5 separate regions of the Mus musculus genome follow, and all the other regions are linked to region 3. A link is a loop called in an ENCODE intact Hi-C map of the cell type or tissue named here. Cell type or tissue: left cerebral cortex. All regions are shown on one strand. Each heading gives the region's core, and the rest is flanking DNA. Links, peaks and the distances in the headings are about the cores only. Region 1 overlaps Pla2g4a (phospholipase A2, group IVA (cytosolic, calcium-dependent)). Region 2 has its middle 37 kb from the start of Ptgs2os2. Region 3 holds the start of Ptgs2 (prostaglandin-endoperoxide synthase 2). Region 4 has its middle 57 kb from the start of Pdc. Region 5 overlaps Pla2g4a (phospholipase A2, group IVA (cytosolic, calcium-dependent)).

Region 1 (6,209 bases), core at 779-4,778, 240 kb after region 3:
AGCCAGTTTTTGAGGCTGAGAAGTTTAAGAACTTTGAATTTGCTGTTTTTGTTTTAGTTTTGTTTTAAGTTAGAGGTTGACACTGTGAATATTTTTTTTATTAGTTCTTACTGTTCTTTTAAAACAAGCATTTTAGGTTCCATGAAAGATGGAACAGATAGGTCATTTTGGTAAATCTCCTGCCCCATACTCTCCCAGACAATGTCCCCTCCCCGCCCGCACTATAACTTGTTCCATCAGAGTGGTACTCTCTGTTACATGGATGCCCTTCAGTGGACGTGTCCTGGTCTCTAATGCCCAATGTGGATGATGCACTAGAGTGTCACATGGAGTCATTTTACAGCTCTCAAAATCTTCTCTACCTAACCATTGGTCAGCTGGGGAAAACTAATTCCTTTGCTCCCTCCATACTGTTGTCTCTCCCTGAATGGTATATAATTGGAAACATGCCGTCTGAATCTTTTTCAGGTCCATTCCTTTTTTCTCTATAATGAAGAGTTTGGTTACTCTGATGTCTGCTTACGGCTTTATGTGTGTTTAGTATATATTTATTGGAAATTGTAGAAGTTGAATATAGATGCTCATCTTTCAAAACACACAAGGTGGTGGTGGGTGTAGTGAGTTGGCTCAGCAGTTAAAAGCACTAGCTGCTCTACCAGAGGCCCCTGGACACCTGTGGCAGCTTACAACCATCTGTAATTCCAGTTCCAAGGAATCTGACGCCCTCTTCTGGCCTTCTCAAGCAATACATGTAAATGTGCAGACAAAAACACCATAAAGTACAAATAAGTTTTTTAAAAATTAAGAAAAATAACCCATGGGGCTGGAGAGATGGCTCAGTGGTTAAGGGTGCCGAAAGCTCTTCCGAAGATTGTGGGTTCAAATCCCAGCAACCACATGATGGCTCACAACCATCGGTAATGAGGTCTGATGCCCTCTTCTGGGATGTCTGAGGACAGCTACAGTGTACTTACATGTAATAAATAAATAAATCTAAAAAAAAAAAAAGAAAAATAACCCATTAATACACAGAATTTTATGTATGCGTGTATAGTTATTCACTTGGTTCCTAGATGCCAGAGCAGAAGGGTTCTGCTCAGGTGTTCTTTGACACTGATAAGATTATGCTGCAGTTTGCCAGCTGTAAGACTTTCTATTCCCAGCTGGAATCGAAGGCCAGCCGCTTCCCTGAGAACTTTACCCTGAGATCCAAATCACAATAACTCTCATTATAATCCTGCGCGATTGACTTCCTAATGAGGAAAGGAAGGCTGGAAAGTGGTTCCTTCAAACTCACTAAACGTGGAGAGGATTAGAACACAGAATGAGCCCTCCCCTAGAGTTGATCTGGGCATAGTTTGCGAGGAGGAAATCATTTGTCATTGCTTCTCTGGACCACTGGTGAATTTTAAAACACTTTATATCATTTGTTTAAATTACAGAGTTTTAAATCCCCAGACTTTATAAGCAGGTCATAAGATCGATGCATGAGAGTGTTTATTTATCAGCAGTCAGATGGTGGGTCTGCTGTCCTGCCTAGCTTTGTGTAATTCTTGGATGTTTATTAAGCAGGATATGGACTCTTAGGAAAAATTAGAAAACATAGGTGGTAGTATGAAGTAATATGGACTCTCAGTGTGTGTCTGTGTTGTGTGTGTGTGTTGGATGAAAGAGAGCTAGGGAGAGGGAGAAGGAAGAAAAATTTTTATGTGAAAAATTTAAATAGATCCAGAGGTTTCAGTGAAGAATATAGACTGACCTTGTGTGTAGGTAAAAGGTAACTATGAGGACTTGAAAACAAAAAACGACTGGGCATTTATATTCTGTTATATTATTTTATTTTATTGCACAAAAGCCCTAGAACTTTAGTTTTAATTTTGATGATTAACAAAGCTAATAATAGCCAAAACCTGTACATTTTGGCACGTGTGTAAATATTTGGCATGTGGCATGTTCCTCCCCTTCAGGCACCGAGAATGAAGAAGCTGAAAAAGAGTACCAAAGCGACAACCAAGCAAGTTGGGTCCATCGGATGCTAATGGCCTTGGTGAGCGACTCGGCTTTATTCAATACCCGAGAAGGACGTGCCGGAAAGGTGCATAACTTCATGCTGGGCTTGAATCTCAACACATCATATCCACTGTCTCCCCTGAGAGACTTCAGCTCTCAGGATTCCTTCGATGACGAGCTCGACGCAGCGGTAGCAGGTATGTAAGCCGTCTAAGCTACTTCAGGATATCTTTAATTTTAATTGGGGAGAAGCATTGTAATTATGGTCAACATTTAACTAGACTCAATTTTAAGAACATTGACTTGTGAGAGACATTACTACTACTGCTACTCCTACTACCACCACTACTACTACTGCTACTATTGAAGAAAAATACATTGGTTAGGTAATGGCCTAGCCATGCTAGTATAGAAAATATTCTTTGAAATACTTTCTTAATTGATCAGGGTTCCCCTAGAGTCAACAGGAAACCTCTACCGTGATAATTATAGAATAGTGTAAAGTAGGGAAATAGGTGCTTCCAGAGTTGTTCCAAGGATTAGAGAAGCAAGTCCGAGGCTTCCAGGAGTGACTCCAAAAAACACCAGACTCATTCCCCAAACGCCTCCACAGTCGTGCCTGGCAACGGAAAGAGAAGAAGCAGCACAGCTATGTCTCATTTCCTCCTTTCTATCCCGTGGGCGGGCCTCTTTGGAAAAGGCCAGGTCTCTACAGATGGGATCTTTGAGGATGCGATGAAAGTTCTCTAGGCCTGGCGCCCCCTTGTGGTAACAGGGAACGTGCAGCACAGGGGTTGGAGTGGAGCCTTCTGCAGTGCCCATCTGGACAGGGAAAATTCCTCTCCAGTTTTCAGGCAAGACTAGGAAACCTTGTGAAGTTGCTTGGTTAAGAATCTAGTCACTTTCACACTTGTCCCTAAGTGAAATTCCCAAGTGTAGTAACCTTTTATTCTTCAGTTCCCTGTGACTTACAGATTAAATGTTACGTTAGCCTTGCTGGTAAGTTATATGGGATACATCTTTTATATGGTGGCCTGAAATTTTCCTCTCAATCACCCCATCATCTTATCTTAGTCGTCTAAATATCATTTCTTAATCATCTCTGTCTTAAGGTCATTACTATGATGCTGTAAAACTTTAGATCAGATAAACAACAAAACTCCCTGAAGCTTTCCCATTGCCTTTGGAAATTATTATAGGCTTCAGAATTTGTTGTTGGTTTCTGTTTGTTTGACTTTAAGGGGAACAAATGTTGCATTTTGTATTGCGTGCACGGCCTTAAATTCTTGGATATGAGTTACATTTTTTCTTTATTTCTTTATTTCTTTTTTCAAGACAGGGTTTCTCTTATAGCCCTCGCGGTCCTGGAACACACTGTGTAGACAAGGCTGGCCTTGAACTCAGAAATCTGCCTGCCTCTGCTTCCCAAGTGCTGGGATTAAAGGCGTGCTCCACCACTGCCCGGCATGAGTTGCTTTTAATTATACATTTATTATCCCCAAATCTATGCAGATTATCTGTAATAAAAATCTAATTGTGATAGAGTAAGTTTACCCGAACTAAAAATGGATTAAAACATACAGCTGGAAGCATTATTTTTCTTGTTTTGTGACTATACTGTTTGTCTTAACTGTCCTGTGGTAAATGCTTCTTCTGAAACTCGTGCTTTACGGTGACTGCTGACAGAATCAAGCAAATCATACTCATAGCTGTTAGATCTATAAAGGACCTTCAGCTACTTAACTTTCTAGACAAAGAATATCAGAGAAACTAGTTCTGTTGTCTTTGTTCCAAATGGCTCAGCAAATCTTGGCTTGGGCCACAGGTCTCAGGGGCTGTTCTAAGTCTTCCCTCCATCACACACCACCCATCCCTGTGGCTTTATTAGTCATTGTTTTGCTGATGTAAGAATGGAAGTTTTCTTGGTGTATACTTCGTTTCATCTCTTTTTCAGTATCATTTTGCCAAAACAGTTCATCTGAGGTTTGCACTGCATACATCCTAGCAAACGTTCCCCACATTTCAAGAACTTCCTGGTAGTTTTATAGTATCCAATATGCTTTTATTTGTCAGTGTTAGGACCATAAGAGAAAGCACTGAGTTCCAAATTAATTTTTTTAATATTAAACAATACATTTATGTGTATATAAATAACACAAAAACATTTGGGACCTATGGAGAATAAGCAATCATTTGCTGCTTAAGTGAGATGAGAATTGAAAGGGGCCACCCTGTGTTTCGGTGACTGTAGGAATTATGCCTCTTTATTGTTTGTCTTAACAGTTGTTCTGAACCCTCACCTGGTTTCTTTCTTTCATTCCTTTCTGCACTCGTCCAGAGTTTAGATGCACTCGCAACATGCTTGGACCTCAAGATTCACCGGCCAGCGTGTTCTGTGTAACCTCTGCTGTTGTGAAGATTAAACACACTTTAAGGCCTTTCTTCCAGGAGCTCGTTCATGGGAGGATTTCTCTGCTTTGGCTATAATAACACGAATAGGAAAGAGAAAACGAGCCACTCTGAGGGAGCTCTAGGTCAGTGAGGCATAGCGATACACAAGTGTGGCCAGCCTGGGGTTTCCCCTTGCTGTGAGGTTGGGAGAATAATTGCTGTGTATATATCACCTTGTCTCATGCCTTTTCCCTGAAAAAATAAAAATAAAAACACTTATTAGCAATTTAAAGAAGTAAAATCAACATAAGGAATGAATCATTCTAAAGTGTATAGCATATACACTAAACATTTGTTCTTGAGATTTGTTTTAGAGTAGTACGTTTTGGTTATCTAGTTATGTGTCAGTGTATGTGCACAAGGAGGCAAGAGAGGGGTTGGCGCCTTGAGGCCAGACTTCCAGTTGTGCACTGCCTGATGTGGGTGCTAGGAATGAAACTTGGGTCCTTTGCAGGGACAATTTGTGCCCTTAAACACTGAGCAACTTCTCCGGCTTCAGTGTTTGAGAGGCTCTTGACGCGTTCCAACGGAAAGTTGGTTTCTGTTAATAATCTTGGAAAAAGGTTTATTCTTCCATCTCAGTAAACACTTCATTTAAATTATTTTTTAATGTGATTTGTGTTTACTTGATTGAGATACACATGTAAAAGTTCTAATTAGTTCAATAATAAATTCCTCCAAATGTATTATTTAGATACCACCATTGCTAGACATAATTGTGTATTAGGCTGAATTCACCGAGCTTGTTAGTGTACATACAGATGAGGGTTTTCCAGAAAGAAACCTTATCTTCTTCCCGTCCTGTAGGAGTTTTAGAAAAATCCCATGTTTATTGTGAAGGCTAAAAGGTTTATCACAAACTGTGATCCCTGTGGTTCAAATGAGTTTATTAAAATTCCTGTGTATAGCTCAGTGCATAAAGTCACTTACTGTCTTGTCTGACACCCTAAGTGAAACCTCCAAGACTCATATGACAGAACCAACTCCCTCATGTGGCCCTTAGCCTCTATACATGGGCAATAGCATGTGTGTGACCTCCCGTCTCACACAGAAAGAAGTAAATAACAGTAATAAAAAGTGAAACAAAACCCAAAATACCCCTTCTATAGTGTACAACTGAAATGCCACTTTTAAGATAGTGAGAAGATATTCCCCTCTTAATTGTACACATTCTTTATGGAACCTAAGGAAAAGTAAAGGCTTTACATTTTAGATTTTGTCCAATGTACACATTAATATTGGAAGAAGCTTATATCTTATTCTATGGCAACTCTGCTCATACACATTAAATTTTGAGTGACACAGTTTCTTAGTCTAAAATGAGTAAAAAGGTGCAGTTATCTCATACCTAGGACTTCAGCTTTCAGACATTTTGAAACAAGATAAATTATAAAATAATAAAAATTGCCATATTAGTTGTGTGTGAAATAGTTAATTGTCTGTAGAAATAAATTTTGGAGGAGTTATTCATCAGTCACGTGGCTTCTTTCCTGTTTACTTTGTGTTTATAGTGTTTACTGTGACACACATTATCTTGACTAACAAGTGGACATGAGATAATTCAGGCCAGAGTTCAAGACACAGATATCCAAATATTTGTCTGTTGTAAATTGAATCTATGTGATGGATTCATCAGATACGACATAACTCTTTAAGGCAGAATTCTCAACTGGCAGGTCACTACGCTTTTGGGTTTGAGCCTTTCATGAGAGGCATATATCAGATATCCTGTATAACAGATATTTACA
Region 2 (6,209 bases), core at 759-4,758, 100 kb before region 3:
TTTTTTCTTAACAATTATTTCTTTGTTTTTATTGTAGAGTCACATGGGGGAGAGATAACTAAAATTAAGAGACATTTGAGGGATTGGAAACCTAATCCAGTAGACGCTTCCTAAAATATGTACATATATGAGGGTCATGTAAATGAAATCCCCAAATAGTGGGGGAGGCAGTGCTCCAACTGGTCATCTCTTGTCCCCAAATGCAGCTTCCAGTCCTGGAATTGGGTTACAATTACTTGAGTTGTTGGCCAAAGAGGTGTCATGGAAATCCCCCAAAGAACCCAGGCTGTTGGCAAGACAACAGGTTGCTCTCTACAAACTGACAGAAGGCCCCTTTACTGATGACAATGCCTACATAACTCATTGGAAATGGAGAAGTCAGACTGCTGCCTGTAGAGACTCTTTGCCCCTATGGTACAGTGTTTTTGGTATAGGAAGGTAGTCTGTAGACTAGCAAAAGAGAAATACAAACACCAAGCCAGCCACACAATCTCTGATCTACAATTGTGTCTGTTAGCTTTCAAACCTGGGGCAAAATGCTGAGTTGTCTACTTAACATATCAAAGTGGGCTTGGCCATCAGGTTCTCCCAACATCCCTCAGCTCCTACCTGGTACAGGGTCCTCCTGTCTGGTGTATCCTGCTGCTTTACCCCAAACTTCTCCAGCCCAGAGACTGGGTTGTCCTTCCCCCAGAGGCTCTTCCTATATAATCATTTATTCATTCACTCATTCAGTGTGCTGCCTGCAGGGTATGTTAGAGCAATGGAGAAACAAAGCTTGTGTGTATAACCAACCAATATCTGATTTGACTTAAGGTCAATTCCATGTGATTCACAATCGACATTGCTTGGGAGACAAAGAATCAGAGACTAACTAGATAGCCAGGGACCTAGGGCAAAACCAAACACTATTGATCTACATTTTTTAAAAAATTAATAATAATTGCCTCCGAATGATATTCTGCTATACTCATAGATCAAGGCTTTATTCAGTCATCATTAGAGAGGCTTCCTCCTGCAGAAGATGGGAACAGAGGCACAGACTCACAGCCAAACATGAGAGAGAGAGAGAGAGAGAGAGAGAGAGAGAGAGAGAGAGAGAGAGAGGAAAGAGACTCTGAAACACACAGCCTTAATGGGATGTCTCCATCAAATCTCTCTTGTCAGAGCATGAGCAAGATTCATATGAACTTACAGACACTGAAATACCTTGCAGAGGTCTTTACCAGGCCCTCTACACTTAATGTATGACTTTCAGTTTAGTGTTTTGATGGAAGTCCTGAGTGTGTGTGCCTTCTCTTTAACTCTCCTGATTGTTTGTCTTGTCTAACATCAATGTGATAGTTTTTTTTTAAACCTTACTATATTTTATTTTGTTATATTTTGATATTTTATATTAGAAACTGGTTCTTTTCTAATGAGAGACAGAAAGGGAGTGGGGTGGGGGGAGTGGGAGAGGAATTGGGAGGAGTAGAGGGAAAGAAGACTGTTATCAGGATAGTTTATGTGAGAATAGAATTTACATTCAATGAAAGAAAAAAGATTATAAGGAAACATTCCTTTTTCTTAATCAACTGCACTTGTATTTTATTTAGAAATGATTTCCTGTTCCTGCCTCCTGTATCTCTTCCCTTCACCGTATCTGTCTACATGGGCTCAATTTACATGTATGCCAATGATTTATTTGAAACGTCTATTTGAATATATCCTTTATTTATTTTATCAGTTACATGGGATTTTTTTTTCATTGCGACAGAAGGAGTAGGGATTTTCCAATCTTTAATCTTCAAAAACTTCCCTTTAAATTTCTTGTAATTCATAGTTGCAATGTGGGATAGCCCCATGATCCTTTGATATAAATGACACACACACACATTAAAAGTCACCCGGTAAGATGTGTTCTCGTAGTCACCAAGATCTTTCTCTATGCTTGGTGATTCACAGTAACAATTTGTTCAAGCACCAATGAAGGAGAAGCTACCTAGGCTGACATGTCTTTGAACCCAGTGTAAAATGGCCTTACAACTCTAGCTGTCATGCCAACAATTCTATTTCTCATTGTTTTAGTTTTCTATGATAGTGTAGGCTTTATGGTAACATGTTTTCTTTTAAGATGCCTTATTCTCCATGAGAGGCCTGACTCTAATAGATACCACTTTCCATGGTAAGGTCTCTTCTGTTTGTTTATTTTTGTTTTTCTTTAACATTTTCTTAAAAATAAACTTTTAGAGAAGATGAATTCGAAGTTCCATGAAAAATTTGAATTTGTATGATTACATTACTCCTGAATTATTCTGTAATGCTTTCTATCATGATCTACTACTTATTAGAAGAGATCAATATAATAAAGATTTAATAAAGTTCCATGTTGTTATTAAAAAATCTTTATGGACTTTTTTTTAAACTAACTATAGAAACCATAACTACAATGTAGCCTTTATCTCAAGGGGTTTAGCATTCTTTTGATGAATTGCATTAGATTTCTCCAAAATCCTAGCTGCTTTGGGAATGAAATCAGAATAGAAAAGTATTCAAAACATTGAATATGGTAGAATTTGTTAGAGTCAGACCAGGGCCTGACTCATGATGAAGCCAAAGATGTCTTCCTAACCCAACGCTTACATTTAGGTCCCCAGGCCTGTGGACCCCCACTACCTAAAAACTGTCCAGCCCTCCAAAACACTTATCTATCCTAAATTTAAGCAACAGTGAGGGCTTTAGCATGTAAAAAAACTTGAGGCCACTCACAGAACTAAGATAAATTGATGTGCAGAAAACAGTGAGTCCAAAGCCTTTAGAAGAGAAGAAACACAGAACACAAACAATTGTCCTCTTGTTTAAAAAAATGTTATCTTAAAAAGCAGAACCTAAGTGTATATCATGACTCTCCAGGAGAGGGCTGTAGTATGCTGTATTTTTTTCCTCAAACAATATGATCTTGGGACATTTAATATTTTTAATGCATCAATGAATACTTTTTGGTAAAATTGCTAGGCGTCAGTTTTTGTATATCTAGCTATGAATTCGCTATGGTTCAGAATATAGTGTATCTCTGCTTATCATCTGTTCCACACCACTTAGCATCTTAACAAGGCATTGTAACTAAATCACAGGGAAAGGAAAAGATAAGAAAAATCAGATTACTTTTGCTTGTCACTTGTAGCTCTAGTTTCTGAGCTGTTTGAACTTGGAGAATAAGTCCTTTATTTGATTGGATAGTCAATATAATGCCCCTTGGCCCTTTTCTACTTTCCCCAACACTGTCTTTCCCCTCTAGTGTCATATAGGAGTGATGCTGTTTCTATGGTAAATTCTAGCCTACTGTCCATAGCTGCTAGAGTCTAGGTGACTGTCTGACTTAATTTGGGTCATCAGGAGTATGATACTAGGATGAAAAGAAAGAATAAAAAAGAGAAAGGAAGAAAGGTTGGATTGATGGAAGGGAGAGAGAAAGGGAAAAAAGAAAGTAAAAAGGAAAGTTATCTACTGATTAAACCTCCATCTGGGGCTCCATCAACATCTCTAAATCTATAATGTTTCTGAAATTTTCTAGGGAGGGAAGACCACAAAGAAAGCCAAGGAACCACAAATAGAAAGGAGGAGAAAACTTTTGGAGATGTCCAATAAATCACTGCATTTATCGTGACTAAGAACAAAAGAGAGAATTTTAAAAAAATTATCTTTAATCTTTTTTAAAAGTTGAGTCATTATCCCCCTCCTGTTCCACCCTCTGATAGTTCCTCATCCCATTCCCCAACCCCCACCTCATCCCTGTCTCCCAGAGGATGTCCCCATTCCCACCCCTACCCTGCTAGGCCTCCCCACTCCCTGGGGTCTCAAGTCTCTCCAGGGTTAGGTGCTGCTTCTCTCACTGAGGCCAGACCCCGCAGTCCTCTGCTTTATATGTGTCCAGGGTCTCATATCAGCTAGTGTATGCTGCCTGGTTGGAGGCTCAGTGTATTTGAGGTCTCAAAGTTCAGGTTAGTTGAGACTGCTGATCTTCTTATGGGATTACCCTTCTCCTTAGCTTGCTCCATCCTTTCCCTAGTTCAACCACAGGGGTCCCCAGCTTCTGTTCATTGGTTGGGTGTAAGTGTCTGCATCTGACTCTTTCATCTGTGTGTTGAGCCTCTCAGAGGGCAGCCATGCTAGCTAGGCTCCTGTCTGCAAGCACACCACAGCATTAATAATAGTGTCAGGCCTTGGAGCCTCAAAAGGGAGATTTCTTATTTTTGAACACATTGGATCCTAAATATGAAGTATGTATAACTTTTAAAATGTTCACAATTTGATAAAGAAATTAAGTAAATGATATCCTTTTTAGTGGTCAAATTAGTATACCCAGGATTAAAACAAACCCCATTCCTATTCCAAGATGTGTACTCTTAGACTCCAAAGTATATAAAATTGCATTGTTGTGCTAATAGTAAGGAGCTGTGGAGAATACCTTTATATAACTTAATTATTTCCCTAGGAAGTTTGTAAAAAACTAAGTTCACAAAATGTATTATTCACTTTTAATGAAAAATATTTGCTTATTTTTATTAGTTTTTACAAAGTTAAAATGAATAAAATTCACGAGAAAAAAAGATTTAATACAAGAGGTAATTCAGTAAGAATGTTACCTATTTAGTAACATTCAAATTCACTTCTAGTAGAGACAGTGAAAATAATCAGGCATTACTATTTACTAGAACAGAGCTAGGAAAGCTCAGGGCTAGTCTGCATAGAAATTACTTAGGACAATAGCTGAGACACAGGAATACACAATGGCCTAGCAAATAGGTGGGTTAGTGGAAGGGAATCCCCCGGTATAGGTTTCTTCACTAGGCCCAGAGGAATAGAATAATCAGGTATTTACTAAAGAAGCCCTGGTGGTGGGTTTAACAATAGAATGCCTCCGAGCATTCACCTGGCTCATGTGTCATGGCCTGGTCCCTGCTACATGTATTCTTTTTGTTTTGTGTCAATGAAACTTGGTGGATGTGTTCACCTGGCCTTTCTTGTTTTTCTTCTGTATAAAAAAAAAATCTGGTGTTCATTTGGACAAAACATTCAGATCCACACTCCCTTGTGTTGGGTCTGTTTGTCACCTCATTCTCGCCGGCTCCATCTACCTGTTGGAACTCCTGATTCCCACGGATTGAGGGGGGCTGACTAGGCTGGTGCATGGCAGTTCCTCGGGTGTGTTAGGTTATTCAGGGCTTGCTGTGGTAGGAGTACTGGGTTCTTGTGGTGTCAAATTACATTGGCTTCTGTTGCTTAAGGTTTTTTTTTTTTTTTTTTTTTTGAGGTAAAGTATGGGCACCTTTATCCTGTGTCCTTTATTTATTTTTATTTATTTATTTACTTATTTATTAAGATTTTATTATTATATCTAAGTACACTGTAGCTGTCTTCAGATGCACCAGAAGACGGTGTCAGATCTCATTACGGATGGTTGTGAGCCACCATGTGGTTGCTGGGATTTGAACTCAGAACCTCTGGAAGAGCAGTCAGTGCTCTAAACCACTGAGCCATCTCTCCAGCCCCTGTTGCTTATGTTCTTTTGCTTGCCTTTCATCATCTGATTATCTCTGGCATTTAACTGGCCTGGGTGTCTCAGATTGGAGCAGGAATATGTCCTGTGGATTGACTAGGACAAAACCATTCACATTAAACAGATTGCAAATGGTTCTATGATCAATGCGGTTTTCTTAATGTCATTTTAGAAGTAAGAAGCCATTCAATGACAATGAGGGGCTACTTAACCCACTCCATATCCAACCAGGACCCAGAGATACAGTTCTGACTGTGTCATATATAGTTTCACAGGGAAAATATGGATGCCAAAACTTTTCGCCATTACTTGCCTTTTCCATTTAAGTCTTCTGGTTAAATAACACATGGAACATCCAGCCTTTCTTTCTAGCTTATTAATTAGCTGGACATAATTTTTTATTTTTGTTTAAACCAAAATCAATCAAAGAATATACATTTTAATAATTATTAGAAATAGAAACACTGGCATATGAAAATTAAGATGATAACACACTGAACTATCATATTCTATAAACACAGGTAAAAGCTTGATATGACTAATAACTTGTTATAATTAAAGAATGCAAATAATAATTTAAAGGTTAAAGCATTTCCTTAATATAAATTTATCCTCATTCCTCATAAAACTGAATATGAAATTACTATGGCCCTTTCTGATCCGCACCTCC
Region 3 (6,209 bases), core at 1,400-5,399:
GTGTGTGTGTGTGTGTAAAGGCTGGACCTCTTCTGCCTCAATAGCAGAGACCAGTGCCTGGCAAGCACAAACTTCTAAGGTTCACTTCCCAATGCCACCGATGACTAATAATTTATTTATTTATTTACAGAAGATAGACCCTTTTCATGGACCAAACTTTTAAACTAAAAATGTAAGGAAAATTACATTAAAATATGTCTCTGTGTGTCAGTTCATTTTTACTAAATCAGAAAATGAAAATGGAACACCTATTATGGTTTTAGTAGTCATGACATTTGGATTAAAAAAAAATGGGTGTGATTTGTTTGGCATGGTAAGATGTCAGCATTCCCTAAGGATTTGCTATAAATCTGAGTTAAGCCCACTTACTCCATGGCCCAGTCCTCGGGTGAACCCAGGTCCTCGCTTATGATCTGTCTTGAAAAACTGATGGGTGAAGTGCTGGGCAAAGAATGCAAACATCATATTTGAGCCTTGGGGGTCAGGGATGAACTCTCTCCGTAGAAGAACCTTTTCCAGCACTTCTTTTGAATCAGGAAGCTCCTTATTTCCTGGAACATGTAAATTCTAAAGTAAGTATCTATCCATTCACCTATTTGTTCAAGCAAACAGATGACTGTATAATACATGACAGCATCCATCACTTAGAAGCACCGTCTCAAAGAAGATCACAACATCAATACGACTGTTGTGTTTTGAGGCACAGTGTCAGGCTTGTACCCCAGGCTGGGCTAAGGTTTTAAATTCAAGTGTTAAGATATAAAGCAGGGGGTGTTATTGAATTTTTTATGAATTGTAACTAACATCAGTTCTATTTAGCAAAACATACTAAGGCTAAGACATTACATCAATGCAGATTTACTTTCCCATACTACATCTGTACTTTTAATAAACCTCTGTGGATAACCATACTAAAGACAAAACTATTTACAGTTTTACATAATGGACACCTTTTCTAGGTACACACCCAAGCCTCACTGCAGTTGCTATGTCTGTATTTCTTTACACTCACCCTTCACACCCATGGGAGTTGGGCAGTCATCTGCTACGGGAGGAAGGGCCCTGGTGTAGTAGGAGAGGTTGGAGAAGGCTTCCCAGCTTTTGTAACCATAGTGCACATTGTAAGTAGGTGGACTGTCAATCAAATATGATCTGGCTGAAATTTTAAAGAAAAAAAAATCATTGGTCCTCATATGAAAAACAACAACAACAACAAGGGCATATCAATTATCATTGTACAATGTAGCAAGTACAGAGACTAGATTTCCTTCAGACAAAGATACCCTGCTGTACAATGGCTGAACTTTAAAGAGCACTGAAAATGCATCTTCAATAAAGCTTAAATTTTACACAGGACATTCTGCTCCAGTAGTCTTGACTTTTCAGTTTCTACCCACTCCCTGTTCCATAGCTGATGACAGAGACATTTGGGCATGGCCCTCACCAATAACTACAGACAGCTATTTTTCTCTTCTGACCCAAACCCTAGTCAACCATTTGTTTCAAAGGTTCAGAACAATTCTATGTGTTCCGAACAATTCTGTGAGCCATGGGTATTTATTCAATGAACAAGTGAACCACACTTCCTCCACACGAATGAAGGACAGGGGTCAAAACTAGAATAGAGACTACAGGTTTTCATGACTGTATTTTAGACATTTCAGGGGAAAAACAGATTAGAAAAGGTATACTTCAAGCCCTTTGAAAAGGTCAGGATAGTTCTTGGGGTTGGGTTTCTAGTGCCTAGTTGTGTTGGAGGATGCTGGAAAACAAGGGAGGGTTGTACTTACATGTCAGCACATATTTCATGATTAAACTTCGCAGGAAGGGGATGTTGTTCACAATGTTCCAGACTCCCTTGAAGTGGGTCAGGATGTAGTGCACTGTGTTTGGGGTGGGCTTCAGCAGTAATTTGATTCTTGTCAGAAATTCAGCTGGAGAGAGACAAAGCAGGAGGAAGAATGAGCAGGCCCCTCCCCCATAGGACACAAATCTACAGAATGATGGTTACACATGTGGCCACATTCCAAAGGAAGATACCCCAGGAAAAACTTACGTGTAGTACAGTTTTCACCATAGAATCCAGTCCGGGTACAGTCACACTTATACTGGTCAAATCCTGTGCTCATACATTCCCCACGGTTTTGACATGGATTGGAACAGCAAGGATTTGCTACATTAAAAAAATAAGATATCCTGTCAGTTACTCTTGGTTGTTCTCATCTTAACTTAAGGATTTAATTCTGTCACTATGGGTCAACTTTACAATGATAAGTTTGACAAATACATAGGTAGACCCAGATTTAAAAAGGTCATTATTTTAATTAAGTCTGTCTTATCAACTGTTTATGGAAATAGCAAGCAACTTTGTATTCTTAAGCAAGAAACACAGAGGACCTAACTTCATAGTTCACATTACCAACATTTTTAAAATAACTCGGACACACAGACTAGAATTATTAAGCATCCCTTTAAATATTAAAATGGATCGACCTAGTGCAATAGTCAAAATTTAGTGTAAAGAAAATAAAATTAAAACAGTCAAGTTTTAGCATTTTAAATATATTTTTAAAAATGTATTCTGGATTTTTCTGTGGATAGAAAAACTCTAACAGGTATTCAAAGCAGCCACTCTTGTTCAGTTGCCCACATCTATGCTTTTCACAAGTATTGATCAGATTGTCTTACCATAATGACAACCTGTAAGCCATTAAGACTATTGGTTTTTAGCAAATAAGAAACCTGAAAGTGGGTTGCAGTTCCTCAGGACTTAAGCAGTCCAGGCTCTTTGCCAATACACAGCCAGGCCCACACTGCTAGAAAGGGGGTCTGAGCCTGAGGAGTCCCAGGGCGCCTCGGGGCGCAACTCACCTGCCTGGCTGAGCCCCAGGGCAGCGCAGAGCAGCACAGCTCGGAAGAGCATCGCAGAGGTGGCAGCGGAGGTGGCAGTAGTGGTGGCGGTGGAGCTGGCAGGATGCAGTGCTGAGTTCCTTCGTGAGCAGAGTCCTGACTGACTCCTGAAGCTCTTAGCTCGCAGTTTGACAACTGGCTGCTAATGGGGAGAACCTTGCTTTTAAGTCTGTAAAGCGGACTCCACGTGACGTAGTGGTGACTCTGTCTTTCCGCTTAGGCTTTCCCCAACCCCCACCAACTTTTCCCCCTCTCTGCTTCAGTGAGTTGCGCAAGAACCGCAGCGGCAGGCTTTTACCCACGCAAATGAGAGACGAAGGAAGCCGGGAAGCTGCCCTTGGCTGCCCCAGGTGGTGCCAAGAGAGCTGCACCGCCCTCTCCATCCCTCCAGGCGCCCTGTGGTTCGCTGAGTCTGCGCCTAGTCTGGCGCTCTTTGGGGTCTCCGGTTTCCTCCCAGTCGCGCATCCAGTGGGGGCCTAAAAGCTCAAGAGTGTCACAGCTTCCCCTCCCGGGATCTAAGGTCCTAACTAAGGGAATCCCCTCACCTCTCCCCACTGGGGCGCAGTCTGACGTGCTCGCTGCTCAGAGCACGCACACAGCTACCGGTTAATTTAATTTCTTCTATTTTTAATGAAATGAGTGTCCTCTGTCAGGGTCCACATCTGTACTGGTGGAATTAGGTTGAAGTCTTTCATGGAACTACCCTCCGGGTTCTGCAGTCACAGGAGCCCCTGGCACTCGCCTTTCCCAGGGACAGATGCTGAGCTCCACTTCATCGGAATGCTAAGTGTCCACAGCATTGCTTTAAGGTATTTTCCCCCTGCTGTTACATAGCTTTTATCATTTTGATCAGCAACTCTTTTCACGGGATGTATCACTAGAAAGAATTTGTTTTCAAATGTACCTTTTAAAAACTTTTTCTGTCCATGTTTACAAGAAAGTATGTTATGGCAACGGATCAAAAGGTAATAGTTATTTTTCCATAACTAGCCTTATTCTCCCTAACCTTAAAAAAAAATTCACTTCATTCAGAAACAGTGTTTGATAAAAAATTATTTGCCTAGAGAGGTGATGTTTTTGATAGTGTTGGATATCTTCCTACTGTGTTTGTGTTGGCCATGGAGGGGGTGTGAGGATGGAGTAGCGAAAAGGAGCAAAATAAGAAAAGGAGGAAACTAAAAAATTCAACTAAACTGTACGTTCTTGGCGTGAATGGATAAAAAAAATGACACAGAGTGTGAAATTACACTATATTCTGAGGACAGTTAAGTCAGGAAAATGGTTTGAAGCAGGCTGGGTAACACAGCAAGACCCCTGCTCAAAACAAAACAGAACAAAACAAAACAAAAATGAAAGGGGAGAATATCCACATGGGGGAATCCAATCGACCATGAGAAGCAGCACTTAGGAAACTCTAGCAAATACCTGACTCTGCGGAAGTCTCCCAGAAAGTAAGAATACTCATGGAATTTTTTTTTAACTGTTTGCTTCATGTGCAAGCTAATTTGATGCTACATGAGACACAGTGACTAAAACTCCATGTCACCCAGGGCCTTTGTTCTAGTCATGTTTAATCAGTCCAGGTATGGCACTCCCAGCCTCTTACACGGAGTCTTATGGGAAATTTCAACTGAAAGCACAGACTGTTTTCTTTTGGAGAATCCCTTTAAATAGTTCTTGTTTTCTGTTTTATTTTAAATGCGGGAAGTGCATGGTGTCAAACTAAGTTTGTTAGAGCTCCTGATACGAACTTCAGCTAGGAACTGTATAAAATTCCACATTCTTGACTGTGTACGAACATTTTCTAGTGAAATCTTCAACTGACTTTGACCAACTCCATCCTCATCTAATATTAATTGTATGCCCATTATGTAGAGAAGTATATTCTGATGTTTTAAAAGAGATTATGGCAAAGGGGGTGGTGGTGGATGGTGATGTTGGCCCTTAATCCCAGCATTGAGGGAGAAAAAGGAGTCTAAGCAGATCTCTGAGGCCTCCCTGGTCCACAGAGCACGTTTCAGGACAGCCAGCTATACACAGAAAAATCCTGTCTCACAAAAACTAAAAGAAAAAAAAAAAAAGAAAACATTACAAATTCAAAGTGAGGGGAAAAACAGGGCATAGAGAATAATCACCTTCAGACTACTTGACATTTAAAGACATTAAACATAATCATAGAAGAAATGCAAGTAAAATTATCTGTATGGTTGAGTTGGTTGATCTAATCTGTAACCTCAGATGTAAGGAGAGTTCCATATACTACGGAATGACAGGAGAACTCAGTAAGAAATTCAGACCTGGAGGACAAGAGCAGTTTTGAAAGGAAGTCCAAATAAGGACATAAGGGGAAAGTATTTTGTAATTGGCTGCTTTTGAGAAGTCTGGGATGCCAGAGCACACTGTACAGGCACAATTGGAATACTGGTTACAGGGGAATATTAACTGTCCCAAACCAAATCAAGATGGTTCAAACTGTTCTGTATGGCAAAGCACAATGGTAATGAGGCTCCTTAATAAGATGTTTATTATATAGCAAGTGTAGTGATGAACTGTGTGGAATTTTGGTGGTTCTCTGTACACTTGGGTACATATTTAAGTGTCTGTTGTAGAAAATATATTTTGTTAGTATATGAAAGAGTTTTGAGATTCTAAAAAAGGAAAATAAGGAAATGTACTAACACCTTTGAGAACATTCTGTTGAGTTTTACTGCCCTCTTCTGCTGCTTGAATTTTCAGCAACTTTTTTCTCCTAAGATGCTAGGTAGATTGTTAGGTAGATTTTCGTTCTAATTTTATAATGCACTTAGATAATTAAACATGCAGTGTTGATATTAAATGTAAAGTTCATGCATACACTGGAAATAAATGACATTTTTGTTTTTGTTTTGGGTTTGGCTTTTTATTAATTGTTATTTCTTTTTCTTTTCCTCGACACGGGTATCTCTGTGTAGTCATGGCCATCCTGGAACTCACTCCATAGATGGAGCTAGCTGGCCTCAAACTCAGATATTTGCCTGCCTCTGCCTCTGACATGCTGGGCTTGAAGACTTGTATCACCACCATCTGGCTAATAAAGGACATATTCCTTAATTCAAACAATATCCCATTCAAAGAGAAAGTTAAAAGTAAAAAGAAAGATATACTGTGGTAATAGAGGAAAGCAAGAATAGTTTTATTTGTTTTTATAGAGCATTCTTTAGAGGAAAGAAATGTAGAAGTAATAAAGAGGAGTAGTGCATTTGATAGCAGTCAGTTCTTCAAGAATAGGTACAGTGATCCTTATGGGCACTGTACAACAA
Region 4 (6,209 bases), core at 1,195-5,194, 160 kb before region 3:
TTGTTTCTGGCCAAAAGAAAAAAGTGGCCAGGCTAAATCAGTTTTTAAAGTTGATGTGTATTTAGGGACATTTTAAAACCTTGTAAACAATGTTTATCATGGCCAGAAAGTGATTTCTGAATGTACCTATGAACAATCCGAGTCAAGATCATGATTGCTTAGAGATGTTTTTTATTAAAGATCACCATCCTGATTATATAGAAGAGCTTCTTTAAAATGTTTGTGAATGTCATTTTTTAATACTGGAAGAAAAGTATTCTGTTGTGTCTGATGTGTTTAGGATGTCCTTTATGGAGCTAATTAAAAGATGAAACCTGAACACACACAAAAAAAAAAAAAAAAGAAAATATCTAAAAAAAAAATTAATTAAAAAAACTGTCCTCTGATGACCAGATACTGTGGAGTGTGTGTGTGTACATACATACACACATAGAATTCCTAGACATTTTAAAATTAATGGTTTAGAAAAGAACAAAATAGTTCAAGCATTAGAGAGGGAATTCTGCTGTTGCTGTTGATGGGTGGGAACTTACATCGCCTTTGACCACTAGTGTCAGACGGCTTGTACTGACCCAACAAGACATTTACGGCTAGTTACTTAGCATTACCATGTCTTGCCTGTCAGGCAGGAGTAAGCATGCTATGCTTTCATAAAGTGGGTAAGGATTAAATCAGATAATGTAGGTGGATGAGTTTGCTATATTCTTCATATAATCATTAATCTGCATTGCATTCATTCAATGCTGACTCTCTTTTCCCTTTTGTTCATCTTTCAAGGAGAGCTCTGGTAGTTCCCCATGGCCTTAGACTTCTTCCCATGTGGCTGATGTTGACCTTGAACATCTGATCATCTTGCTTCCTCCTTCCAAAGGCTGAAAGCTTTCAGATATGGATGTGGTATCCGATTTCTACACACAGAAAAGAATTTGAAGAGACATACTGTATTTTAATTATTTGATCATATTGATTCCAGATATAATACGTTTGAGGGAACTCTTTAAGAGGAGGGGAACAGCATGAAGCTTAGGATCTAGTGCTTTCTCAGAGAGTTGAATGGCGGCATTCAGATTTTTTTTATTGGATTTTTTATTTGTGATAATTCCTTATTAGGAATTATCTACAAGAACAGCATCATATTGAATAATATCCTGAAAGATGTTTAAGATACTGGAGAGTTACAATTTAGGCATGGGAAAATTTCTCTGTTTGTTTAGCCTTACTGTTATTAGTATAGAGCAAAGTCTTCAAGCATCTTTTTTGATGGACCAAAAATGGCAGGTTTAACCAAGGAATTTGAATTGTGATGAATCTCTGATCTCTACATAGTAATCACTTACTAAAAACCTAGAGAGCTTAAAAGGGGGCTTAGACTTTTCAGGAATAGATCTTTAGCCAGGAAATGGAAATTGCATAATTGATATAGTAATGCAATAGAACCCAGGAAGGAAGAGTGAAAGTCAAGCTAGAATAATTAGGTAGGATTGGGTGGACAGACATTTTCAGTGTGGTCTTAAATGTTGGGTAGGAATTGGAGAGGAACAGGAGGAAGAAAAAAAAATACAGGTAGGTGTTATCAACATGATTCTAAAATTCCTGTGCTGAAGTCCTAATTATAGACACAGGCAGATGAAAGACCATTCGAAGACAGAGGCATAAGAAAGCGTCTACAGGCCAATAATCCAGTGGTGTCAACACACCCATCTCAGTCTCGTGTTCTGCGAGAATACATTTCTACTGTTTAAGTTGTAGGATTTGCGGAGCTCTGCTCTGACCGTTTACTAATAAAAGGGGAATTTGTGAGCATAGTTGTGGTCCAGAAATCCTCCTATCCTCAGTAGATGGCTAGTGAGAAAACAATGGTTTATAGCTGGAGAGATAGATCAGCCGTTAAGAGTACTGTTGCTCTTGCAGAGGATCCAGGTTAGGTTTCCAGCACCCACACAATAGTGGGGATCTCACACCTCTTCTGACTTCCTTGAGTACACGATACACATAAATATACACAGGCAAAACTCAATTCTAAAGTTAAACAAAATGGTTTACTTAATGGTTTGATGTTAAAGAATATCTTGCTTTTTCGACAAGGAAGCTTATGTGATGTTGTTCTGGAAAAGGTGGAAGTTAGCCCAGTAGGGTCTAGTTAGAAGTTTGGAGCAGAGATGGAACTGCCCATGTCCTTTCTAGAACGGAATCCAGAAGTGGTGTAAAGGATTTTATCAGACACTGAAAACAAATGTTGGATCTGACACTGTAGCTCAGTTGATAGAGTGCTGCTTTAACATGTAAGAGGCTGTTGGTTCCAACCTCAGCATCACATAGACCAAGCAAGTGTGGCCCATAATTGTAATCCCAGCACTTGAGAGATGGAGATGGAGGCAGGAGGATCAGAAGTTCAAGGACTCAAAGAAAGGGAGGGAAGGGAAGGGAAGGGGAGGGGAGGGGAGGGGAGAGAGAGAGAGAGAGAGAGAGAGAGAGAGAGAGAGAGAGAGAGAGAGAGAGAGAGAGAAGCTTTTTGTGGAAGAAATCTGGCCTCATAGAAATGAAAGAAGTGGGAGAAGATATTAGTTGTTTAGAGTAGGAAGAGATCATGTTTGCCAGCACAGAAGGGAATTTCAGAGTGTGCTGAAGGGATTTCAATGCAATAGAAATGCCAGTAATGCCACATGTGTCTGAAACCAGCAGTTAAAAGAGGTAAGGGAAACAGACTGAAGCCAAGCTTAAGAACATAATGTTGGCACTAGAACTATGATGGTATACAAAATCCATAGAAGAGAGGTAAAGGAGGCAGAGAATCAAACTGTATGTATAGAAGATTTTAGGAACATAATCCTCCAATGACAGCTGCTGTGTAATTTAAGTTGGGTGGGTTCTTTCAGTGCAACTATCTCTGCTGTTCTAGAGAGATCATAGACTTGACAGAAGGCCAAGGCTTGTGTAATTAGCTTTATGAAAGCATAGAACAAGCAATCATGTTTCATGCTTGCATTAGTATTAAAGACACGAGAGAAAATAAACTCCCATAGAGTGAGAATCAGTTAAGACTAACCATTCACTGAAACCAAGAGAGATGACAGAGCTTGTGGCTGGCTTTCATTTCTGTTGCTAGTACACAATACCAGAGACAGGTATGAAGAAAAGAGATTTATTTACTGTTTCTCATGGTTCTGGTCCAAGGTCTTGTAAGGGCTTTCTTGATGGAAGGACCATTACATGGCACAGGATGTCACTTGGCACTTGGTGAAAGAAAGTCGTGTGTGTGTGTGTGTGTGTGTGTGTGTGTGTGTGTGTGTGTGTATGACTAGTTTCAATCATGAGAACTCTACCACATAATATTTTCTAACTATAGTCACCTTCTAGAGGCCTTACTTAGTTTCCACCTTCTTAAAGCTTGATGACGGGGACTAAATTTCAACATGAGTTTCCATGTAGGAGTTTTGGAGGAGACAAGCGTCTTTGAGCCATATCAGCAAGGCATTACTTATTCTGAGCCTTAAAACCACTTCCTACAATTCATGACCTTGATGAACTCCTCCATATATATTGGAGAATCTTTGCACTTAAAAAATGTATTAAGAGATTGTTCAGAGCCAGGGAAATAATGGTCAATTAATATAGTGATTACTTCTTAAAGGACCCTCCACCAAGGACAACCATTTGAATGAGAATATTGCTAATAAACTCTACTTTATTTTAACTTGGAGCTTTCCTTTGCTTTCATTTGTTCCTTTTATAGGTGTCGTTGGTATGATCACTGGCTTGCAAGTGGATGAAAAAAATAGACCAAGGTTTTCAATTTTATTTAGAGGTAGAGTTTTAGCTGATATTGGAGGCCATACTATATAGCCTTTTAATGTGTATTTATTTTTACTAAAGTGACTCAGTAATTGACATTGGCCATATGACTTTCTAGAAATATTATTTAAACATTTTTGCTAGAAGAACAATAAAATACTTAGCTGCTCCTTCACACTTTTTAACACATTATCTGTGCTACCACTGGTACAGGCGATGAAGTTTGGAGAAGTTTAAAAAGGCAGGGTAGAAAGGTAGATTATTGTAGAGTAAATTTCTTGAAATGGAAATCTATGAAATGGTTTTTATAATAGAACTCAAATTATAATCAGGGAAAAACAAGTGTCAGCAGCAAGCCTGAACTTTGAATTTCTCACTGGTTTGTCAAGATGAGTCACCATGAAATCAAATCTAATGTATAGGTAGGAAGTTTAGTCAGTGAAGCTAGTACTGCACGTTGATTTAGGAAAAGCTATGCAAAGGTAATGCATTGAGATTTGCTTCCAAGGATGCTGAGGGTCCTCGGAAAGCTGAGAAACCAGTTTCAGCACATACTTTGATGCTACTGATCTCTTGGACTGGGTGATTGCTTGTTGTGGGGACTCCCCTGGTCATCTGAGAATTTTTTTGACATTTCTGAACTGAATCCACCAAATGTCTATAGGAAACCTGTTGCCACCTTAGTTACAACAACCAAAATATCTCTAAATATTATTGTCATCAATGTCAGACACCCCAGTAGCCCCTGGTTGAGCACCACTGATTTTGCACATAAAGGGTAATATGGTATAATTAGAGAAATTGTCCTAGTTTTAGTGTCTTAACAAACAAGCCAAGCCATAGTGTTGCAATCTGGGCACAGGAAATTGCTAAGTTCTTTCAAGGAGATGGCTTGATTCATTCTCCAAGTGATGTTGACTAGCCTTGGGAGATAAGCACAGATAATGCTTTGACTACTGTAGGACAGATATCATAAAACCCCATACCTGATTTACTGAGGGCTCAGTGGTGACTGTACATTTTTCTGAGATTCCCTGAATAACACAGACACAATAATTTCAGATGAGTCACTAAAATTATAGCTTAGGAAATACGAAGCATATTAAAAATACAATTTAAAGCCGACTCATGTTTTACTTTTCCACTTCAAATATCAAGTGAATTTTTCCTTTTTTCCACTTGCATTGCTTTCGGTAAACTTGCTAGACTTAGCTTTAGTCATCTGCTGGGCTGAACAGCAGTGGGTATGACTGTCTAGATCAACTAGGCAGTTTTGAGTAGTTTTAAAATTTATGCTCAAGGAATGAACAATGATAGAAACTTGAACCACTGAAAATATTCACCTTATAAAAACTAAAAACAAAAGAAAATATATTTACTATATTGGACTCAGGGACATGATCTTAATTTCCATAAAGAAAACAACTTTTTATAGTTTAATATCTTTGGGGTATAACATGGATGTAGGATGAATTTAGCCAGTTGTAGTTAGAATAAATCTAGTCCTTATTAATTTACTTTACAGATATATTTCTTAAGGATTACTAGGTGACGTGGCAGACATTTTACTAATGAGAAGCAACCAGTCAGTTGAAGTCCCTATACTCCACACTACCAGCCAAATGAACTGAGAATTACACGTAAAGTGTTTGAGTGCCATTAAATGTTACAGATATCACAAAGGAAAGGGGTATCAGTTAAGTGAAACAGAACAGACACCATAAATTTTATTGTATTCCTATTGATGACAGGATGCTTCTCACTGTACATAGCCAGCACAGAGGGCTACCAGTTAACAGTCTGTGAGGTTAGTATTTAGTCTCAATTCGCATTTGAATGTTGGAAAGGCAATTTTTTCAAAACATTTTTTCATTTTCACTAACTCTGTCAAGTTGTATATCTCTGCCTCTTAGTTCTTCTGTAATTTTTACATCCAGTGCATTCAGTCCCTGCCTTCCCTTCTCTGTAACTACTCCAGATTTATAAGACACATGAACCCATTTGCTCTAGGCAACATCATTGAAAAGAACCTACATTCTAAATTAAAGACCCTTGTTTCATGTCCCTTGTTAGACAACCAGTATGGCCTTCCTGGCTCCATCTTTTAACCCTGACACCCATCGTTTCCCTACCTATTTTGTTTTGGTTCTTATGTGACTCTGGATATCTCTTCTCAGCCTTTACTTACAAGCTACTCGATATCAGTGTCCCACCATTAGTGGGGCTTTTGTGGGGCGTGTCTTTTCTGGTTCCTTCTCCTTGTTCATTTTACCTGCTTCATGCATCTCGTGACTTCAACTACTGCCTCTGTGTTTGTGGCTCTCAATTTCTTCTACCTCATAATTGTTTCGTGATTTACTTCTCTCTAAATTTAATATATTTCTACTTTTTTGTGAAATTTTAATTTTTTTGATATT
Region 5 (6,209 bases), core at 938-4,937, 230 kb after region 3:
ATGCTGAAAAAACCCAACCAGCTAAGAGAAGCTTTATCAACAACTGTGCTTCATAAATACCAGAGAATGTTTTTCTTCCTTCTTGGAATATCTTTAGACGATTTTTCCTTTGGAAGATTTTCAACAAATGAACATTAGTGTTTAAACCATTAAATCGTCTGACTCCTCCACTGTGTTCCACTGCTAAGATTTAAAACTACATTTAATATTTTCACAAGGGGTGAATAAATTACATGCACTGAGTATGACTTACGGTTATGGACTCAGCATCATGATAAACTAATCAATTTTGAGACAAGATCTTGCTACGCATCTCATGCTACCTGCCTTAAATTTCCCAGTTGTTGGGATTACAGAGATATGCCACCATGCCTTGTCTTAGGCTAGCTTTTATGATTAAAAGCGTATTTTTGGAACTCATTGCCTTTTCTCTCAAAAGTAGAATCTCACTGAGGACACAAAGTTAAAATCTGGACAAACTAACAATGTACATGTAACATATAATTGTTGGAGTATGTAGATATGACATAGTATGACGTATATCTTTAGTATAGTCATAAAAACACCTCACAGGGACGGGACGATTGAAGTATGATTCAAGTTAGATGTGGAGGCAAAAGGCATCTTTGAATAGGAACGGCATGGAAATATTTAGAAAAAAGCCAAAGGTCTCTTCTAGGGAGTCACTAAAATTCTTGAGCTCCGCATTTTGGAGTCCAGGACTTCCTCACACACTGGTGTAGACTAAACGTCCATGAGAAAGACTTTAGTGCTGAGTTAGGAACAGTTTGCTTTGCAGCTCTGTCTTTACTTAGTTTTATGACAATGGGAAAGAGTTATTGTTTTGGTGCTAGGCAATTAAATTAGTAGGCTAGTGTTTTTGCAAAAGATTTTTTTTTTGTTTCTTTGTAGGGCCTAGAAAGATGGCTCAGTTAAAAACACTTGATATTTTTGGAGAAGACCTAAATTAGGTTCTCATGATAGATAACAACTATCCTCACTTTCAGTTTCAGAGAAGCCTGTGCCTTCTTCTGATATCCATGGGTACCAGTCATACATGTATGTGGTACACATACATACATGTAGGCAGAATATTTATATACAAAAATAATGTCTTTAAAAATGTTTTCAAAGGTAACTGGACAGATGGTAGAAGAGGAGATGCTTCTTATTTCCAAATTCAAATTGAATCCCTGCGATGAGTTCCTGAGGGCAGGGAGACACTCTTTAAGAAAGAAACAAGTAGGAAGATGTTCAGGGCTAGTCTATTATGATGACAACTTTCACAGACTCAAACAGTTTTCAGCAATTGGTGAAGCAGTCAGTCAGTAGCACAGTTGTCTGGGCTGTGATAATGTAGTTTACCAAATAAGTAGGAGAGGAGGGAAGGTGATTTTTTTTTTCAGACAAGGCCAGTGGGAGGTGATGATAGAACATCTGAGTGTAGTCCTGAGCAGGAAGTGGGAGTGAGCAGATGGGGGTACAGGAGTGAGGCTGAAATTGAAATGCATGAGTCAACAGCTAGAGAGCTGGAGGAAGAAGCCTTCAGCAAGGGGTGGAGGGGAGATCTGAGTTTTGCAAAATGTCTGTTATCACAATGGATAAGCCAACAGAAGCAATAAAGGAGGGATCAATCAAAGGGAAAGAGGAAATTTTCACAAGGTTCCAAGACAGTGCTAGACATGGAAACACTGACACAGGAGTTTGCCAGGTACCCTCTGCCTCACTGCTAGTCCTGTCTCACCAATGCCACACTACTCAGTTTAAAACAGGCCTCTGTCCTATGGAGCATCTGTAGGGGTCCCATTCAGGTTGGATTTGAATGAACCATTCTAGCTCATCGCAATTATGATTTTACAACTTCCTTTTTGAAAGAGGCTAGTGTTCTTCTCCCTTGAGTAAACAGTACAGGTTAAGTAGGATTTATTTTTTTCTTAAATGATAAAATTATTCTTGGGCATTCAAATGCTTGAAAGTTAAAATCTTTCCCATAGTTGATATGGTTCAGTATCCCCGTTGAGTCAAATAATCAAACAGCTGGTATTTGTTGAATAGGAGAGACCAGCATTTGACTGGGATAACTAATACAGGAAGAGTGCCCTTCCCCACAGTGAGTTCAGATCAAGTATTACCACAAAACAATCACAGAATGGCTTGTGATTTTTGTGATCATTTGCATTTTGGTTCTTGAATGATATATTTGAGACAATATCACCTCACAAAAATAAACGGAACAAAACTGGGGTGGGATAAGATTGGGAGTGGAGATGGAGTTACATGATGTTGGGGCTTTATAGAGAATTCCTAATAACGGCATCAAAGTCAGGATTGAAAGAAGCCATGTAATTGCAGAAGGGAACAGTGAGTAGAGGACCCTGTGGAAACGGCCTTGATTTCCAAGGAATAGCAAGAGAGTTTGCATGATTAGGGTGTGTGATGGCAGAGTTGATGGGAGACTGCTCAAACTGGGCAGATGGAGAGTAGGCTGCCTTTCAATTCAGAGCCTAAGAAGGCAGCCTTAGAAGGCTTTCAATTGGTATCAGTGTTCTGTGATTTCTATTTTCCTATGTTTATTTTGAAACTAGTAGGTGGGAATCAGAATGGGGGATGCTGAGGGAAAGAAGAGGGTTGAGACATTTTAGGAAGTCACCATGGAGATCCAGGGAGAGGGCGGAGCACTCTGTGTAGTGTGGTGATGGTTTCTGTGGTGATGATGCTATATGGAAGCATGTCTGATGATCGACCCTATAGCACTTGAGTTTTCAGATGTGAACTATTATGTCAAGGGAGGCAGTCACAAAAGATGTTAAAGTAAGATTAATGCTGTGAACAGTGGTGCTAAGAAGGGAAGCCAAAAGGAACAGTACGTATAGCAAGCAAGAGTCAGATCCCAGACATTCTCACTAAAGTGAAGATCACGATTAGACACAGTGATGCCATAGGCAGACCACAAATATTGCAATGGCTGCTATTAACTGAGCTATTGAGATGTGTCATGGCTTTCCCGATGCTTCCTACATTTCTTAGCTCACTGGGGCTTTAATCTTACAAACCATCTACTGACTTTATTCATGCTAAGATTAGGGCATTAAGACCGGAGGAGATAGTTGATTTAGTCAGATGAGCACAGTTAGCGAGCCCCAGCTTAGGGATGGATCCCAGACTGTCTGGCTCCACTGCTTCTGTTGGGCAGTGTACCTTCCTATTCCGGGCTTGGTGTATTGCTAAGAAATCAGAATCACAATTTGGCATTATGGTTGGGACTTTAGAACAAATGACTAACAGAATAAAAGTTGAATAAAGGTACTGAAAATTCTTCCCCATTTTGTTAGAGGTTTGATTTACTATAAGGAGTTTGATTTCTTTAGTCTCCTTAATGGATTTTATGCCCGAGTTAGACTTCTTCACTCAGTTTTACAGTCTTAAATTTAAGATGGGCTATGCAAAAGAAGTCTGAATTTTTAAATAGAAAAAGATATTCACTTTGTGCCGATTAGAAGGGAACTTTTATATTGTCTTTTTCATCTGTTTTTCTTCCTCAATCACTAAAGAGTGTCATAAGGATTGTTTTTTTTTTAAACTAGCTTAAATAAGTGAAATTAATCATGGTTCTGTTAAAGCCACTATTAACTATGTGTGACTATATATGTCAGTATGTCATTTTTCTATTAATGAAGTGTCTTGTTTCTAAAATGCTTCTAGATTGGGTGGAATTTAGTCCATATGAGATTGGCATGGCAAAATATGGTACCTTTATGGCTCCTGACCTATTTGGAAGCAAGTTTTTTATGGGAACAGTTGTAAAAAAATATGAAGAAAACCCCTTGCATTTCTTGATGGGTGAGTGATCAAACCCTCTCCCTCTCTCCCTCTCTCCCTCTCTCCCTCTCTCTTTCTCAACTAACTTAAATTTGAATGCATTTGAAGTTACTGTTTTTCTCTTTTATTCTAGGTGTCTGGGGCAGTGCCTTTTCTATACTGTTCAACAGAGTTTTGGGAGTTTCTGGCTCACAGAATAAAGGCTCTACAATGGAAGAGGAATTAGGTATTGTAAAAGGCTTCGGATGATGAAAAGCTACACTGATAATTAACTATACTGATAAACGACTCACATATATGTGGAGAACATTAAATCTTCATAAGGATTTAATTCTGAATTCATCAGTAACTTGGTTGAAACAATTTAAGTGTTTCCTAAAAATCATGTCCAAATTATTGAAGCACTGTTAATGGCATTTCAGTTGTGAAATTTACAAAGATTACTCGTTGTTCCTAAGAAGAGCTTTACATCTGGCATTCGTTTCTAGCTTATCAGATGATTCTAGTACACACTACAAAAGCAAGAACAAAAAGCAGATAAATTAAGTCATGTCTTGTAAGCTAAAACTAATGGTTTTCTTTAAATCAAACATCCTATAATAATTCAAAAATGAGTGTTCCAAATCTTTAAAAAATAGACAACCTCTATGGAGAACTAGTGGATTATATTCATTATTAAAATAGAACTCTAGAAATATGTTTTTCTGGATGAATAAATTTGACTTTAAAAAGTGGTGCATATCATCATGATTTGCCCAGAGGTTTGAGGTCTATGCCCAGTAAGCACTATGTTTTGATGGACTGTGGAGTTCAATGCTGAATTAGAGATTTTGGGACAAGGATGTGGTTCCGTTTATAGAGCACTCCATAGTCTGCAACATCCTGCATTTGATCCCCAGGAACATGAACCATGGCATGGGGCACAAGTCAGAGAACTCCTCAGGACACATGAAATCCTGTTTCAGAAAGAAAACAAATAAGAATAATGAATGAGTGAATTTGGAGCCAATGTATCAGGGATCAGGGCTACCAGTCAATTACATCTTCCCCGCCCTCCTGTTCATGAAATATCTCTGGTCTGTTTGGAGAACACAGGATACAAAAAATGATATTTTAAAAATAATCAATTCATTTTAAAAAATGTATTTATGTAAAATGTTTATTTGCTTTCCCCGTCCCCCCCCCCCCCACCACCACCAATATGTGACCTTCAGCAATCATGGGCAATGGCTATCGACATAATGAAGCTTTATGCAGAAGAGACTCTAATTGTAACATGGCGTGGAGTACCATACATGTCCTTCTGAGTAGTAGTACTGTTTCTCCTCCTGAGAGGTTTTCTTTCTCTTGTTGATAGTTATATATAGCATGCAAAGATTCATTAGTCTATTCTTTAAGAGTTCCATTTGTTCATTTGGATCATTCCTAAGTAAGTACTGGGAAAGTGATTGTACCTTTTCATTAGGACCAACTATTTCTAAATACACATTAAATCAAGCAGAAAGGGCAGTTATAGTTGGTAGTACTTGGTCCATCCAAGCATCACTAAGTTAGGGGGCCGGCAAAGTGGGTAGTATCTGGAGCCAGAGGTGATCTTTAATAGAGTCACTATTTCTTCATGGTTAAAATATAATCAAAGTGTATAAAGATGAAGAAGGTCTGGGAGGCAGCCTCAGTGGTTGATAACTTATCTGGCATGTGCAGGGCCCTAGATTTGATCCCCAACATTATACCACCACCAACAGCAAATCGGGGTTCCCCACCAGAAGATTGTAAGATGACACCTTTAATCTGAGCTTTATAAGAAGATCTAGGTTAGCCTGAGCTAAAGTGTAGGGGTGAGGTAATCCTGCTTGGTTTATTTTAGTGGCATCCCTGGTAGATGACCTGTTCAACTTTAGTTTTGTGGAAACCACTGAGTCTTTTCTGAATCACACAAGTCTTTTCTGAACTACGTGAAGGTTTTTAAAAAGAGAAAGGAAAGCAGAGAGGGAGCCCACGCGGGTGGCCTGCTTCCTGTGTTCCTTCTCTGCTGAATAATCCTGATAACTCAGGTTAATTATTATTTTTTTCCTCCTAAGGCAGGAAGAGAATAGGGCTGAAATTACACATCAGAAGGTGGGCGAGACAATGGCTGCAGGCCAAGGAAAAGGAAGATGTTTACAGCGCACAGTGCTGAGAAATCTCTGTGGAGAAGTCCCCTCGGGGCCAGCAGTCTGGCCACTGGCTGTTTTGTGTCAGACTGAGGGCAGTGGATATTGTGTTCTTGGGCTCCACTGGTCAGCAGGAGGCATGTTAGCTCAGATTATGTAAGGGTTTCCAGAAATGAAACTGAAGAGGTGACTGAGGGTTCTCGAGACTTCTGGGGACTGCTTCATCCTTTGACTAAG

The links. A loop is a pair of places that touch in the nucleus more often than their neighbours do. Peaks named below come from ENCODE experiments on the same cell type or tissue, not always from the same donor. Only the 100,000 strongest peaks of a DNase experiment are listed, where the experiment ranks them.
Region 1: a loop joins it to region 3, with 2.6 times the contacts of the local background. A loop is called at or near these places in 7 of 42 quality-filtered maps.
Region 2: it touches region 3 in a loop (2.8-fold over the local background); 2 of 42 quality-filtered maps call a loop at or near these places.
Region 4: it touches region 3 in a loop (5-fold over the local background); 5 of 42 quality-filtered maps call a loop at or near these places.
Region 5: a loop joins it to region 3, with 5 times the contacts of the local background. A loop is called at or near these places in 8 of 42 quality-filtered maps.

What each region holds. Positions count from the first base shown.
Region 1 is chr1:149,853,443-149,859,651 of GRCm38, reverse strand. Pla2g4a (phospholipase A2, group IVA (cytosolic, calcium-dependent)) reads left to right here. Exons shown (of 18, transcript NM_008869.4): 14 at 1,968-2,207. Among named protein-coding and RNA genes, the nearest start is that of Pla2g4a, 100 kb to the left of the region's middle. In left cerebral cortex, for the core only: a CTCF peak has its summit at 2,770 (motif pointing left); DNase peaks (open chromatin) are centred at 2,684 and 3,834; H3K27ac peaks cover 961 bases.
Region 2 is chr1:150,198,890-150,205,098 of GRCm38, reverse strand. No RefSeq gene overlaps it. Among named protein-coding and RNA genes, the nearest start is that of Ptgs2os2, 37 kb to the right of the region's middle. In left cerebral cortex, for the core only: a CTCF peak has its summit at 2,899 (motif pointing right); a DNase peak (open chromatin) is centred at 2,900.
Region 3 is chr1:150,096,938-150,103,146 of GRCm38, reverse strand. It overlaps Ptgs2 (prostaglandin-endoperoxide synthase 2), which reads right to left and starts at 3,116. Exons shown (of 10, transcript NM_011198.4): 1 at 2,872-3,116; 2 at 2,057-2,173; 3 at 1,791-1,934; 4 at 1,013-1,156; 5 at 370-551. The coding sequence starts at 2,923. It overlaps Ptgs2os (prostaglandin-endoperoxide synthase 2, opposite strand), which reads left to right and starts at 3,273. Exons shown (of 5, transcript NR_015466.3): 1 at 3,273-3,719. In left cerebral cortex, for the core only: a CTCF peak has its summit at 3,275; DNase peaks (open chromatin) are centred at 2,002, 3,137, 4,377, 5,286 and 2 more places; H3K4me3 peaks cover 2,603 bases; H3K27ac peaks cover 1,962 bases.
Region 4 is chr1:150,259,036-150,265,244 of GRCm38, reverse strand. It overlaps the pseudogene Rbm3-ps. Among named protein-coding and RNA genes, the nearest start is that of Pdc, 57 kb to the left of the region's middle. In left cerebral cortex, for the core only: no CTCF peak of the experiment used is centred there; no DNase peak of the experiment used is centred there.
Region 5 is chr1:149,862,747-149,868,955 of GRCm38, reverse strand. Pla2g4a (phospholipase A2, group IVA (cytosolic, calcium-dependent)) reads left to right here. Exons shown (of 18, transcript NM_008869.4): 11 at 3,703-3,840; 12 at 3,953-4,045. Among named protein-coding and RNA genes, the nearest start is that of Pla2g4a, 95 kb to the left of the region's middle. In left cerebral cortex, for the core only: no CTCF peak of the experiment used is centred there; DNase peaks (open chromatin) are centred at 1,428, 2,557 and 3,102; H3K27ac peaks cover 2,938 bases.